Regions from separate parts of the Homo sapiens genome. Here region 1 is linked to region 2. A link is a contact called in ENCODE Hi-C or POLR2A ChIA-PET data. All regions are on one chromosome and are shown on one strand. The core of a region is the stretch at or near the end of the contact, and the rest is flanking DNA. Distances in the headings are between cores, read along the strand shown. Region 1 overlaps PRKCQ (protein kinase C theta). Region 2 has its middle 36 kb from the start of LINC02649.

Region 1 (6,137 bases), core at 2,469-4,968, 210 kb before region 2:
CCTAGAAGTAACGATGCCAAGCTCAAATCTGACCATATCAAGCCTCTGCCCCTACTGCAGTGTTCCAGCATCTGCAAATTGTCTGCAGGAAAGTGTTCAAACTGATCTGACACCTACACATCTTCTGGAAGTGACTGCTGATCGTTTCTGCTTCACCCTCTGCACTCTGGCAATGCCCAGCTAGTGCTGGACCCCCACCCACACCCTGAGGAACCTTAGCTCTGTAGCTTTGCTTGTTCCCTTCCACCCAGAGAGAGCACCTTTGGCTTTTCCCCACCATACCTTCTCCCACACATTAGTAGGAGTTACCTGTCCAGAATTCAGCACAGAAACATTTCTGCCAGGACGTTTCTTTTCCAACTTCCCTCTTTCTCTCCTTCACCTACCTCCACCTGCCTTAGCTGGTATAGTTTCCTCATTTCCGTGGTCCCACAGCATCCTGTGAATACCTCTGTTCTGACACATCGATTTTCTTTCCCTCTGGACTCTTAACTCCTTGCAGAACAGCCACTGTCAAAACACGTCTCATTAATTCCTTTAACTGTGGTGCCAAGTTTCTGGTGAGGCATGCAGGAAGTACACAATGAATGCCTGCTGAACTGTTCAGCTGGACTCACCTTGGCACTTAGAAATCTCCTTCATTTCTTTTTGATTCCCACACAATGGCTATTCCTACCATTCCCATCCTCCTTGGTTTCTGGGGATGCCTCAATCTCCTCTGATTCTGGGAGGTTGACCTTGCCTCCAATATAAGTGGTAGAGACCCCATCTTCTTTTTATTTAATTTTTTTATGTATTTTTTTTTTCTTGAGACAGAGTTTCGCTCATGTCGCCCAGGCTGGAGTGCAATGGTGCTATGTTGGCTCGCCGCAACCTCCGCCTCCCGAGTTCAAGCGATTCTCCTGCCTCAGCCTCCTGAGTATCTGGGATTACAAGCATGTTCCACCATGCCCAGCTAATTTTGTATTTTTTTTAGTAGAGACGGGGTTTCACCATATTGGTCAGGCTGGTCTCAAACTCCCGACTTCAGGTGATCTGCCTGCCTCGGCCTCCCAAAGTGCTGGGATTACAGTTGTAAGCTACCACGCCCAGCCGAGACCCTGTCTTCTGTTTGTCTCTACACTTTAGGATGCAGTTGCTTCCTCCCGCCTTCTCCTCCTGCTCCTCTGCCTCAGAGACAGCTGCTCCCTTTCTTGGTTGCACACCTCTCATCCCAGCAGTCCTGCTCTATCAATAAACTTTACCTCTGACATCCTCAACTCTTCCTTCTCTCTGCAGTTTCTTCCTTATTCCCAAGACATACTGCATTATGCATCTTCCCCAATCTTGAACATCATCTCTTCTTTTTTTTCACCTTTTTACCTCCTTGAGTTTTTTTTTCTTTCCCTAACACATTCCTTTAAAAAGTAGTTTATATTTATCAGTTTCTTTTTCTTCCCTTCTACTTCTATTCTTAGACCCTAAGACTCTGGGTCTCCAAGATTATGAGTTCTCACAAGTGGTTCCTGCTTCTTAGCCTTCAATTTCCTTGATATCTCTCTATCATACAATGCTGAAAACTTCATTTCTTTTCAGCTTGCCTGATGTGATATTGTCCAGGTTTTCCTCTTAATTTTTCAGCTGCCTCTTCTTGGTCTCTTTTGCCATTTCTTTTCCTACCTCCTAAAAAATATGGGTACACATATCTCGGAGCCTATTCCACACCATCATATATTGCCTCTTAAGGTTGGCTGTTCTGTGCCTGTGCCACGTCTCCCTGACTTGACTGTTAGCCATGCAAGGGTGAGGAATAATGTGTTTCTTCAGCACACTCAGCAAGGCAGTTTACTCACAGCTGCTCAGGAAACTTGTAATTTGATTGACTACAAACAAGTGATAGGTTAGACCACATAAATAGATTAGAATCCATTAGTATAAAAGAAAAAAAATTGCAAAAACCAATGAGCTCATTCAAACCAGTAAATAGAGAAATAAATATAGTCAATACAAAAAAAATTAAAGAATTCTATGTTTTTACATTTATTCTTTTGTAATGATTGAAATAGAGAATAATGAAAATCACAGAAAATAACAGGGTATTAATTCATTTCTAGAAATTCCTGATATTTTAAAAAAATTATAGTACTATAGTCTAATGTAGAAATTGTGTATATAACTATATATTTATAGTTTATAAAAATATAAACTATATGTAGACATATATGTATATAAACATATATGTATAGATATATGTATAAAATATGTTTAATATACATATAAACATATATGATTTTTACAGTAAAAACCTGTATAGGGTCCCCATAATAATTCACTTTCATTCCCTGCATTTAAAAGTGTATTTATACTTATTTTTATTTTATTTTATTTCATCTGGACCAAAATAGAAACAAGTCACATGTTATAAACAAATGACCTACTATACTAGTCACAAGTTGTAAATAGATTTGGACATTTAGACCAGAACTTGTGGAAGAAGGTGATTAACTCAGTGATCCTTAATTTAACCCCTCATTTACCAAGCCAAATCTATTATTTCCAGCCTAGTTCCAGGTAAAAAGACCAAAATTACCTACTCTTAAAGTATTAGGCAAAGTATTATGTCCCATCTGTGGAACTGTTAGAGGGTTACTGGAAATGCTTTTTGTCTGGAAGTTGGGGTTGCCATAAAACAAATCTGCGGACACTACAGAAAAGACTTCAGTCCTACAATGTGTCCTGGGATGTGGCTGGATTCCTGGGGGAGGTTTCTACCCACACAGCTCCTCCTTTGTCTACCTAGAGTGTTTCTAATCTAGCCACTGTTAGGGATTGGACAATAAGGTATCTTGGAAGATAATTTGCCCCAAACGCATTGTCAGGCTACTGCCACTGCTTAGCCACAATAGAAGAAATTTAGTTTGAATATTATTAACTCATTGTGAAATATGATGAACCTGCTTTTTAAATGAAACCTCAATGTTTTGTATTTGTAACAAAATAGAAGAAGTAATCCAAGAGTCTTCAAGCTATTACAAAATTATAACTCTGGGATTTAAATTCATTATCCTTATTTATTTATTCACATATTTATTTGTGTATCATTTTTGTTACAGCAGTGGATATTTTTATTTCTTTACTGTTCCTTGTGTTATTCTCTCTCACCTGCTGTGTCCACTGTGCTGTTTAACCATGACTGCCTTACAATTTGGTGTTTCATGAGGACCTGGGCTTCAGCAAGGGCATCCTGAGCATTCTCATAATTTGACTATCTTAGTTTTTCAACCCTTTGGAAAGATGTCATTCAGGTATAGGGCACTGTAAACAGTGACTATCCAAAGCACTTTCACCAATATTTATGAGCCCAGAGTAAAATGAATAGATTGAATCTGATGGTTTGATGCTGATGACTAGGTAATGCACAGGATTACCTAGACACCAAAAAAATGCAGTGAGCTATTAATTTTCTGGCCTTTTTCACATTGGTAAATATGGTTGGCAGCTGGTGTGTCTGATCACTGTGGACATCAGGAACCAGGACACAATGTCCCAAAGTTCCTTTCTCCTCACACAAAATCCTGGTCAGCTCCCCCTAGTCTACTCCAGCATGTCTCCAACAACCTGCTATAAAGCATCCTGGCACCTCTGAAATGCTGTTCCCAAGAGGCTGTCAGTAACCATGTGATTCTCTAGAATTACAGACAGGAAAGCCTTTGCCACTTCCTGCCTTTTCTGACTGAGTCATCATTGATGGTGACAAAGAGAGGTTGATAGATCCCTTCAAAGTTCTAATCTCTGGTTTTGAAACTTGAAGAGGATATATCGCTCAGCCCAGTCAAAGAGGAGCGAAGGATTGAGCCAGCAATCCAACATTGTTTTCACCCTCTAACAATATGCCCTATGATGAATCTGTGTTGTAGAATTTGAGGAAAGATGCTTAGTGTGGTACCCACCATAATGAGTACCTGGAATGTTACAGCAGGTACTCAGAGCTGGTCCTCCTCCATCCCTTGCCCATCTCCCTCCCCTCCTGACCCAGCTTAGAATAGGAGTCGTCCTTTTGCAGAACTTCACTTTCTTCCCCTCTCTCTTCCTGTAGACACAAAGGACATGAATGAATTTGAGACGGAAGGCTTCTTTGCTTTGCATCAGCGCCGGGGTGCCATCAAGCAGGCAAAGGTCCACCACGTCAAGTGCCACGAGTTCACTGCCACCTTCTTCCCACAGCCCACATTTTGCTCTGTCTGCCACGAGTTTGTCTGGTACAGTAACTTGGCATCTCCCTCCAAGCTTCGGGTTATGCATTTTGTTGCGTCTTCTTAATCCTCTACGCTGGCATGCTCCACTGTGGGGGGTGTGCTGGAGTAAATGCTACCTCAGCGTTGTCAGGGACCTTGCCTGAACTGAGAAGGTTCAAATGGTGTGATCCAATAAAAGAGGTGCATGAGGAAGCCAGGTCTAGTCAGGAAAAATGCCCATGGGATTTTAGTTTCTGCCTCAATGGGGGGGCTATTGGGGGTAAGTGGGAAGAAACAGAAGTGAAAGGTATCTTTATTACAAACAGTTTTCCAGTTTTATAGTCAAAACTTCCCCCACCTAATGGCCCAACCCTGCTGGTGCTACTTTTTCCAGCAGGCAGCACTCTGCCATTGTAGCTAATGGTTTAAATGCTTATGAGGCTCTTGGGTATCTTAATAGCCATCAAACAGATCAGTTTAAACCTCAGTAACCACATAGCAAAGGCTATGACAGAGTGGAGACTTGAAATAACTCCTGTTTCTGGCTCTCAGCATCCTAGCCTATTAAGGGATACTCTTCCCTTTAGGCTACTGCAGAAACTGTTAAAGCACAGCTCCTGTGTAACCAGGGTATCCACATGCCAGATCGACTTGGCGGGTTTTCATCAGCCTGCTTTCGTCTAATCACTTGAACCTCCTTTCTCTCTAATCATGGATGTCACTCAGGAATCGGTCCTGCATGTGAGACTTTGTTGGTTGCAAATATTCTCAGATGCTCAGAAAGAGGAAATAAAATGTTACAGATGTCTTTGTTCGTCTGTAGTGAGCTCAGCGAGGCCATGAATTTTTAAATCTAGCACAGGGAAACGTGCTACGAAGAGTCTGTGATGCATGCATTTTCATTCATGCATTTTAATCTCTATATGTTTGGAAAATACAAGGATGATAAATCAGCCAGTTCTCATTTATTTAATTATCAAACTTTTTAAAACGCAGCTTCAAATGAAAAACACTCTGTTAATACTCTTGGCAAATGATACAACAGGGCTGCTGATCAGAAACTGCTCTGTGATCTTAGGGGGTTATGAGATCTCATCCATCTCTTAAATGCTGTTGGTGCTGATGTTGATGCCAACATTGAAATAAATCAGCGTGTGCTTTATTACAGGGGCCTGAACAAACAGGGCTACCAGTGCCGACGTAAGTAAGAGGGTTTTGGTTGCATTACCATCATTCTTTTTATTTAGTTATTCCTTAGGCTATGAAAATCTTAAGCTGTGATTTTTTTCTTCTTTTCAGAATGCAATGCAGCAATTCACAAGAAGTGTATTGATAAAGTTATAGCAAAGTGCACAGGATCAGCTATCAATAGCCGAGAAACCATGGTGAGTATTTACACTCCTCTTTGACGTGCAGTGATTTTTATCAGAACGTTAAATGTTACAGCCCACGAATTCTTCAGAATAATGCCAGAACTTGCATCCTCCCATTTATCAGTGAACATCCATCTCCCCAAAACTCTTTCCTCTTCAATAATGATTCTTACTGAATTACCCAAACCAGAGGATGAATTAGAAATTAGCCAGGCCTGGTGGCATAAGCCTGTAATCCCAGCTACTCAGGAGGTTGAGGCAGGAGAATCTCTTGAATTCGGGAGGCGGAGGTTGCAGTGAACCAGGACCATGCCACCGCACTCCAGTCTGGGCAACAGAGTGAGACTCCATCTCAAAAAGAAAAGAAAAAAAAAAAAGAAATCTGCACTTGTACCTCCTAAATATACACAAATTATATACAGGAAGAATTTTCATTGCTCTACTTTTCCAGAAAAATGGCATAGAAAGTGGCCAGAAAGCATAGTTTAGATTAATTATATGAGAATAATCCTTGTGGCACCCCCAGCTAGAAGTGACAGTAAAAGAGTAA
Region 2 (6,385 bases), core at 1,245-3,744:
GCTCAAACAGGCTTTTCAAGAGAAGATTTCTACGTCCATTCATGACAGGCCCTTTGAATGGACAATTACCATGCATAAGGATAGCACTGGACATGTTGGTTTTATCATTTAAAATGGAAAAATAGACCGGACGTCGTGGCTCACGCCTGTAATCCCAGCACTTTGGGAGGCCAAGGCAGGCAGATCACCTTATGTCAGGAGTTTGAGACCAGCCTGGCCAATGTGGTGAAACCCCATCTCTACTAAAACTACAAAAATTAGCCAGGCATGGTGGTGCACACCTATAATCCCAGCTACTCAGGAGGCTGAGGCAGGAAAATTGTTTGAATCCAGGAGGCAGGGGATGAAGTGAGCCGAGATTGCACCACTCCACTCCAGCCTGGCCAACAGAGTAAGACTCCATCTCCGAAAGAAAGAAAGAAAGAAAAGATAACATCCATAGTGAAAGACAGTTCTGTAGCCAGAAATGGTCTTCTCACAGAACACAACATCTGTGAAATCAACAGACAGAAGGTCACTGGACTGAAGGACTCTCAAATTGCAGACATACTGTCAACATCTGGGACTCGAGTTACTATTACAATCATGTCTTCTTTTATCTTTGAACAGATTAAGTGGATGACACCAAGCATGATGAAAAGCCTAATAGACCACACCATTCCTGAGGGTTTAAAATTCATCACACGACGGAAATGTAGCTGAACGTCTCCGTTTCCTTCTTTGGCAACTTCTGTATTCTGCACGTGAGGCTTTCTGGGGCCAGCAATTGAGCATACGCTGCATGAGGATCTTTCCATCTCACATTATGGCTGGGAATCTTACTGTTTCATCTGATAACCTGTTCAGATTTCAAGAGAGCTGTAGCCTTATCCTGGTTTTATAGAGGTGAAACTTTCAAGAGATTTACTGACTTTCCTGGAATAGTTGCTTTTCCGGAAACCTGATACTTTCATAAGCCATTGTGATTAGAATGACTGATACAGGCTTAGCTTTGTGTGAGAACCAGTCACCTTTCTCCTAGGCCATGAGAAGTGCTGTTCATGTTACTTTAGTTCTATGGGATGTTTGCATTTTTAACACATTCTACCACAGTACACTTAGAATGATTGCCCTTGATAGTTTTTTTTTTTTTTAATTCTGTGTATGTGTGTATAAAATGCCAATTAAGAACACTGGTTTCGGGCCAGGCACGGTGGCTCACGCCTGTAATCCCAGCACTTTGGAAGGTTGAAGTGGGCAGATCACGAGGTCAGGAGATCGAGACCATCCTGGCTAGTAGAGATGGTGAAACCCTGTCTCTACTAAAAATACAAAAAAATTAGCTGGGTGTGGTGGTGGGCGCCTGTAGTCCCAGCTACTCGGGAGGCTGAGGCAGGAGAATGGCATGAACCCAGGAGGCGGAGCTTGCAGTGAGCCGAGATTGCGCCACTGCACTCCAGCCTGGGCGACAGAGTGAGACTCTGTCTCAAAAAAAAAAAAAAAAAAAAAAAAGAAAAAAAAAAAGTACACTGGTTTCGGCTGGGTGCTGTGGCTCACACTTGTAATCCCAGCACTTTGGGATGCTGAGGTGGGAGGATCACTTGAGATCAGGAGTTCGAGACCAGCCTGGCCAACATGGTGAAAACCTGTCTCTACTAAAAATATAAAACTTAGCCAGGCATGGTGGCACATGCCTGTAATCCCAGCTACTCGGGAGGCTGAGGCAGCAGAATTGCTTGAACTCGGGAGGTGGAGGTTGCAGTGAGCCAAGATCAAACCACTGTATGCCAGCCTAAGCAACAGAGTGAGACTTTGTCTCAAAAAAAAAAAAAAAAAAAAAAAAAACCACTGGTTTCCTTCCACGTAAGCATTAAACAGTGTATGTAGGTTGTAAGAGATGGTGATGATTGTTCTGAAATCTTAACTACCTTCACTTAATGTGCTTGAACTGTCGCCTTAACTGTGTTAAGCATCCAGACTAAAAGCTGAAATAGAATTACTGCTGCCTTTCTAAAACGCAAAATGTGGTTCTCTATTAATCTGAAATGTACACTAGCCCAGAGCAGTTTAATGATACTTAACGAGCTATAGCATAGCATAGCTGCTTAGTTGTATTTGAGATTTTCTAGTCAATGCATAATGGAAACTTCTTTCTTCTGAAAGTTGCCAGTAGCACTATAGATTGAATGTAAAAATTGTTCTAGTAAACAGGACACTTTTTTTTTTTTTTTTTTTGAGACAGAGTCTCACTTATTCCACTGCCCAGGCTGGAGTGCAGCGGCACAATCTCTGCTCAATGCAACCTCTGCCTCTTGGGCTTGAGCAATTCTCCTGCCTCAGCCTCTTGAGTAGCTGGGACTGCAGACATGCACCACCATGCCCAGCTAATCTTTTTATTTTTTGTGGAGACAGGGTTTCACCATGTTGACCAGGCTGACCTCAAGTGATCCGCCCACCTTGGCCTCCCAAAGTGCTGGGATTATAGGCATGAGCCACCACGCCCAGCCTGAACAAGATAAACTTTTGACTCCTCTTTTTTTTCATTTGTGGATTAAGTGGTATAATACTTAACTTTGGCATTTGACTCTGAAGATTATGTAACCTAGCCACTTCAGATGGTTTTAGAATATTTTTCTAGTAATTTGTTGCACTTCCTGATTCCTCCTTGCAAACTAAATGACAGGACACTTTATCCTGATTATTTTCTTGTTTTTGATTTATGCCTATTCTATTTTAATTAAATATGTACACATAAAGTTAAAAACAAAAATAAAAAATGAAACTCATGTATGCAACAAACATGTAATGGGAATACCACACAGAAAAAAAGAGAAAGAGACAGAAAAAAATATTTGAAGTAATAATGGATGAAAATTTTCCAAAATTAATGACAGATACCAAACCACAAAACCAGGAAGCTCAGAGGAGGATAAATACACCAAGCATGATAAATACCAAAGAAATGTACATCTAGAAAATCAAAGACAGGCCAGGCGTGGTGGCTTATGCCTGTAATCCCAACACTCTGGGAGGCCAAGGCAGGCAGATCACCTGAGGTCAGGAGTTCGAAACCAGTCTAGCCAACATGGTGAAACCCCGTCTCTACTAACAATACAAAAAAAAAGTTAGCTGGGCATGGTGGTGGGTGCCTGTAATCCCAGCTACTCAGGAGGCTGAGGCACAAGAATCATTTGTACCCAGGAGGTGGAGGTTGTAGTGAGCTGAGATCGCACCACTGCACTCCAGCCTGGGCAATAGAGCAAGACTCTGTCTCAAAAAAAAAAAAAAAAATCAAAGACAAAAAGAAAATCTTGAAAGAAGCCAGAAGATTATCTCAATAGATGCAGAAAAGGCCTTTGACAAAATTCAACAACGCTTCATGCTAAAAACTCTCAATAAATTAGGTATTGATGGGACATATCTCAAAATAATAAGAGCTATCTATGACAAACCCACAGCCAATATCATACTGAATGGGCAAAAACTGGAAGCATTCTCTTTGAAAACTGGCACAAGACAGGGATGCCCTCTCTCACCACTCCTATTCAACATAGTGTTGGAAGTTCTGGCCAGGGCAATCAGGCAGGAGAAGGAAATAAAGGGTATTCAATTAGGAGAAGAGGAAGTCAAATTGTCCCTGTTTGCAGATGACATGATTGTATATCTAGAAACCCCCACTGTCTCAGCCCAAAATCTCCTTAAGCTGATAAGCAACTTCAGCAAAGTCTCAGGATACAAAATCAATGTACAAAAATCACAAGCATTCTTATACACCAATAGCAGACAAACAGAGAGCCAAATCATGAGTGAACTCCCATTCACGATTGCTTCAAAGAGAATAAAATACCTAGGAATCCAACTTACAAGGGACGTGAAGGACCTCTTCAAGGAGAACTACAAACCACTGCTCAATGAAATAAAAGAGGATACAAACAAATGGAAGAACATTCCATGCTCATGGGTAGGAAGAATCAATATCATGAAAATGGCCATACTGCCCAAGGTAATTTATAGATTCAATGCCATCCCCATCAAGCTACCAATGACTTTCTTCACAGAATTGGAAAAAACTACTTCAAAGTTCATATGGAACCAAAAAGAGCCCGCATCGCCAAGTCAATCCTAAGCCAAAAGAACAAAGCTGGAGGCATCACGCTACCTGACTTCAAACTATACTACAAGGCTACAGTAACCAAAACAGCATGGTACTGGTACCAAAACAGAGATATAGATCAATGGAACAGAACAGAGCCCTCAGAAATAATGCCACTTATCTACAACTATCTGATCTTTGACAAACCTGAGAAAAACAAGCAATGGGGAAAGGATTCCCTATTTAATAAATGGTGCTGGGAAAACTAGCTAGCCATATGTAGAAAGCTGAAACTGGATCCCTTCCTTACACCTTACACAAAAATTAATTCAAGATGGATTAAAGACTTAAATGTTAGACCTAAAACCATAAAAACCCTAGAAGAAAACCTAGGCATTACCATTCAGGACATAGGCATGGGCAAGGACTTCATGTCTAAAACACCATAAGCAATGGCAACAAAAGCCAAAATTGACAAATGAGATCTAATTAAACTAAAGAGCTTCTGCACAGCAAAAGAAACTACCATGAGAGTGAACAGGCAACCTACAAAATGGGAGAAAATTTTCGCAACCTACTCATCTGACAAAAGGCTAATATCCAGAATCTACGATGAACTCAAACAAATTTACGAGAAAAAAACAAACAACCCCATCAAAAAGTGGGTGAAGGACATGAACAGACACTTCTCAAAAGAAGACATTTATGCAGCCAAAAAACACATGAAAAAATGCTCACCATCACTGGCCATCAGAGAAATGCAAATCAAAACCACAGTGAGATACCATCTCACACCAGTTAGAATGGTGATCATTAAAAAGTCAGGAAAAAACAGGTGCTGGAGAGGATGTGGAGAAATAGGAACACTTTTACACTGTTGGTGGGACTGTAAGCTAGTTCAACCATTGTGGAAGACAGTGTGGCGATTCTGCAAGGATCTAGAACTAGAAATACCATTTGACCCAGCCATCCCATTACTGGGTATATACCCAAAGGACTATAAATCATGCTGCTATAAAGACACATGCACACGTATGTTTATTGTGGCACTATTCACAATAGCAAAGACTTGGAACCAACCCAAATGTCCAACAATGATAGACTGGATTAAGAAAATGTGGCACATATACACCATGGAATACTATGCAGCCATAAAAAAGGATGAGTCCATGTCCTTTGTAGGGACATGGATGAAATTGGAAATCATCATTCTCAGCAAACTATTGCAAGGACAAAAAACCAAACACCGCGTGTTCTCACTCATAGATGGGAATTGAACAATGAGAACACATGGACACAGGAAGGGGAACATCACACTCTGGGGACTGTTGTGGGGTGGGGGGAGGGGGGAGGGATAGCATTAGGAGATATAACTAATGCTAAATGACGAGTTAATGGATGCAGCACACCAGCATGGCACATATATACATGTGTAACTAACCTGCACATTGTGCACATGTACCCTAAAACTTAAAGTATAATAATAATTAAAAAAAAAAAAAAAGAAAGAAGCCAGACGAAAGAAAAAAACACCGTACCTACAGAGGAACTAGGATTAAAAAGTATAATGGGCTTCTTTTTGAAACGAATGCAAGCAAGAATAAAGTGGAGTGAGATATTTAAAGTGTTGGAAGAAAAATAATCAATCTAGAGTATTGTACCCAGTGAAATTATCTTTCAGAAGTGAAGGAGAAATAAAGACACTCCCAGAAAAATACTGAGGAAATCTGTCTCCAATAGAACTGCCTTGCAAGAAATATTAAAAGAAGTTTTTCAGAGAGAAGGAAAACAATGTTGGTCAGAAGCTCAAATCTACATAAAGAAAGGATGGAGAAAGAATGAATGAAGGTAAATAAAATCTTTTATTTTTCTTATTCTTAATTGATCTAACAGATAGCAGTTTGTTCAAAATAATAATAGTAATAATGTATTTGGTGATTATAGCTTATAGATAAGTGAAATTAATGACAGCAATCATATAACGGACAAGAGGGAGGAACTGGGAGTACTCTGCTATAAAGTACAGTCAGGTGTCACTTAATGGCAGGGACGTATTCTGAGATATGTGTCATCAGGTGATTTTGTCCTTCTGCAAACATCACAGAGTGTACTTACACAAACCTAGATAGTATAGCCTACTGCACACCTAGGCTATATTGTACAGCCTATTGTTGCTAGGTTACAATCCTGTACAGCATGTTGCTGTACTAAATACTGTAGGAAATTGTAACACTATGGTAAATATTTGTTTATCTAAATACATAGCCAACATCAGAAAGGTACAGTAAAAATACAGTATTATAATCTCAGCCA

Evidence for each region. A loop is a pair of places that touch in the nucleus more often than their neighbours do. ChIA-PET counts read pairs that join two places held with the same protein, here RNA polymerase II (POLR2A). Pooled maps may share reads with other maps.
Region 1: a loop to region 2 is called in a pooled map, with 1.8 times the contacts of the local background. The contact joins two enhancer-like sites. A Hi-C loop is called at or near these places in 2 of 37 single-sample maps with no recorded cell type and 3 of 50 pooled maps. POLR2A ChIA-PET finds 5 or more read pairs at or near these places in 1 of 52 experiments (activated CD4-positive, alpha-beta T cell).

Annotation. Positions count from the first base shown.
Region 1 is chr10:6,496,497-6,502,633 of GRCh38, reverse strand. It overlaps PRKCQ (protein kinase C theta), which reads left to right. Exons shown (of 18, transcript NM_006257.5): 5 at 4,076-4,238; 6 at 5,383-5,414; 7 at 5,514-5,599. Among named protein-coding and RNA genes, the nearest start is that of PRKCQ, 81 kb to the left of the region's middle. Within about 2 kb of position 3,718, at least 5 of the 41 ENCODE cell types and tissues checked have a DNase peak (open chromatin) inside an H3K27ac peak, as active enhancers do.
Region 2 is chr10:6,287,385-6,293,769 of GRCh38, reverse strand. It overlaps a transcript of PFKFB3 not described here and the pseudogene SDCBPP1. Among named protein-coding and RNA genes, the nearest start is that of LINC02649, 36 kb to the left of the region's middle. Within about 2 kb of position 2,494, at least 3 of the 41 ENCODE cell types and tissues checked have a DNase peak (open chromatin) inside an H3K27ac peak, as active enhancers do.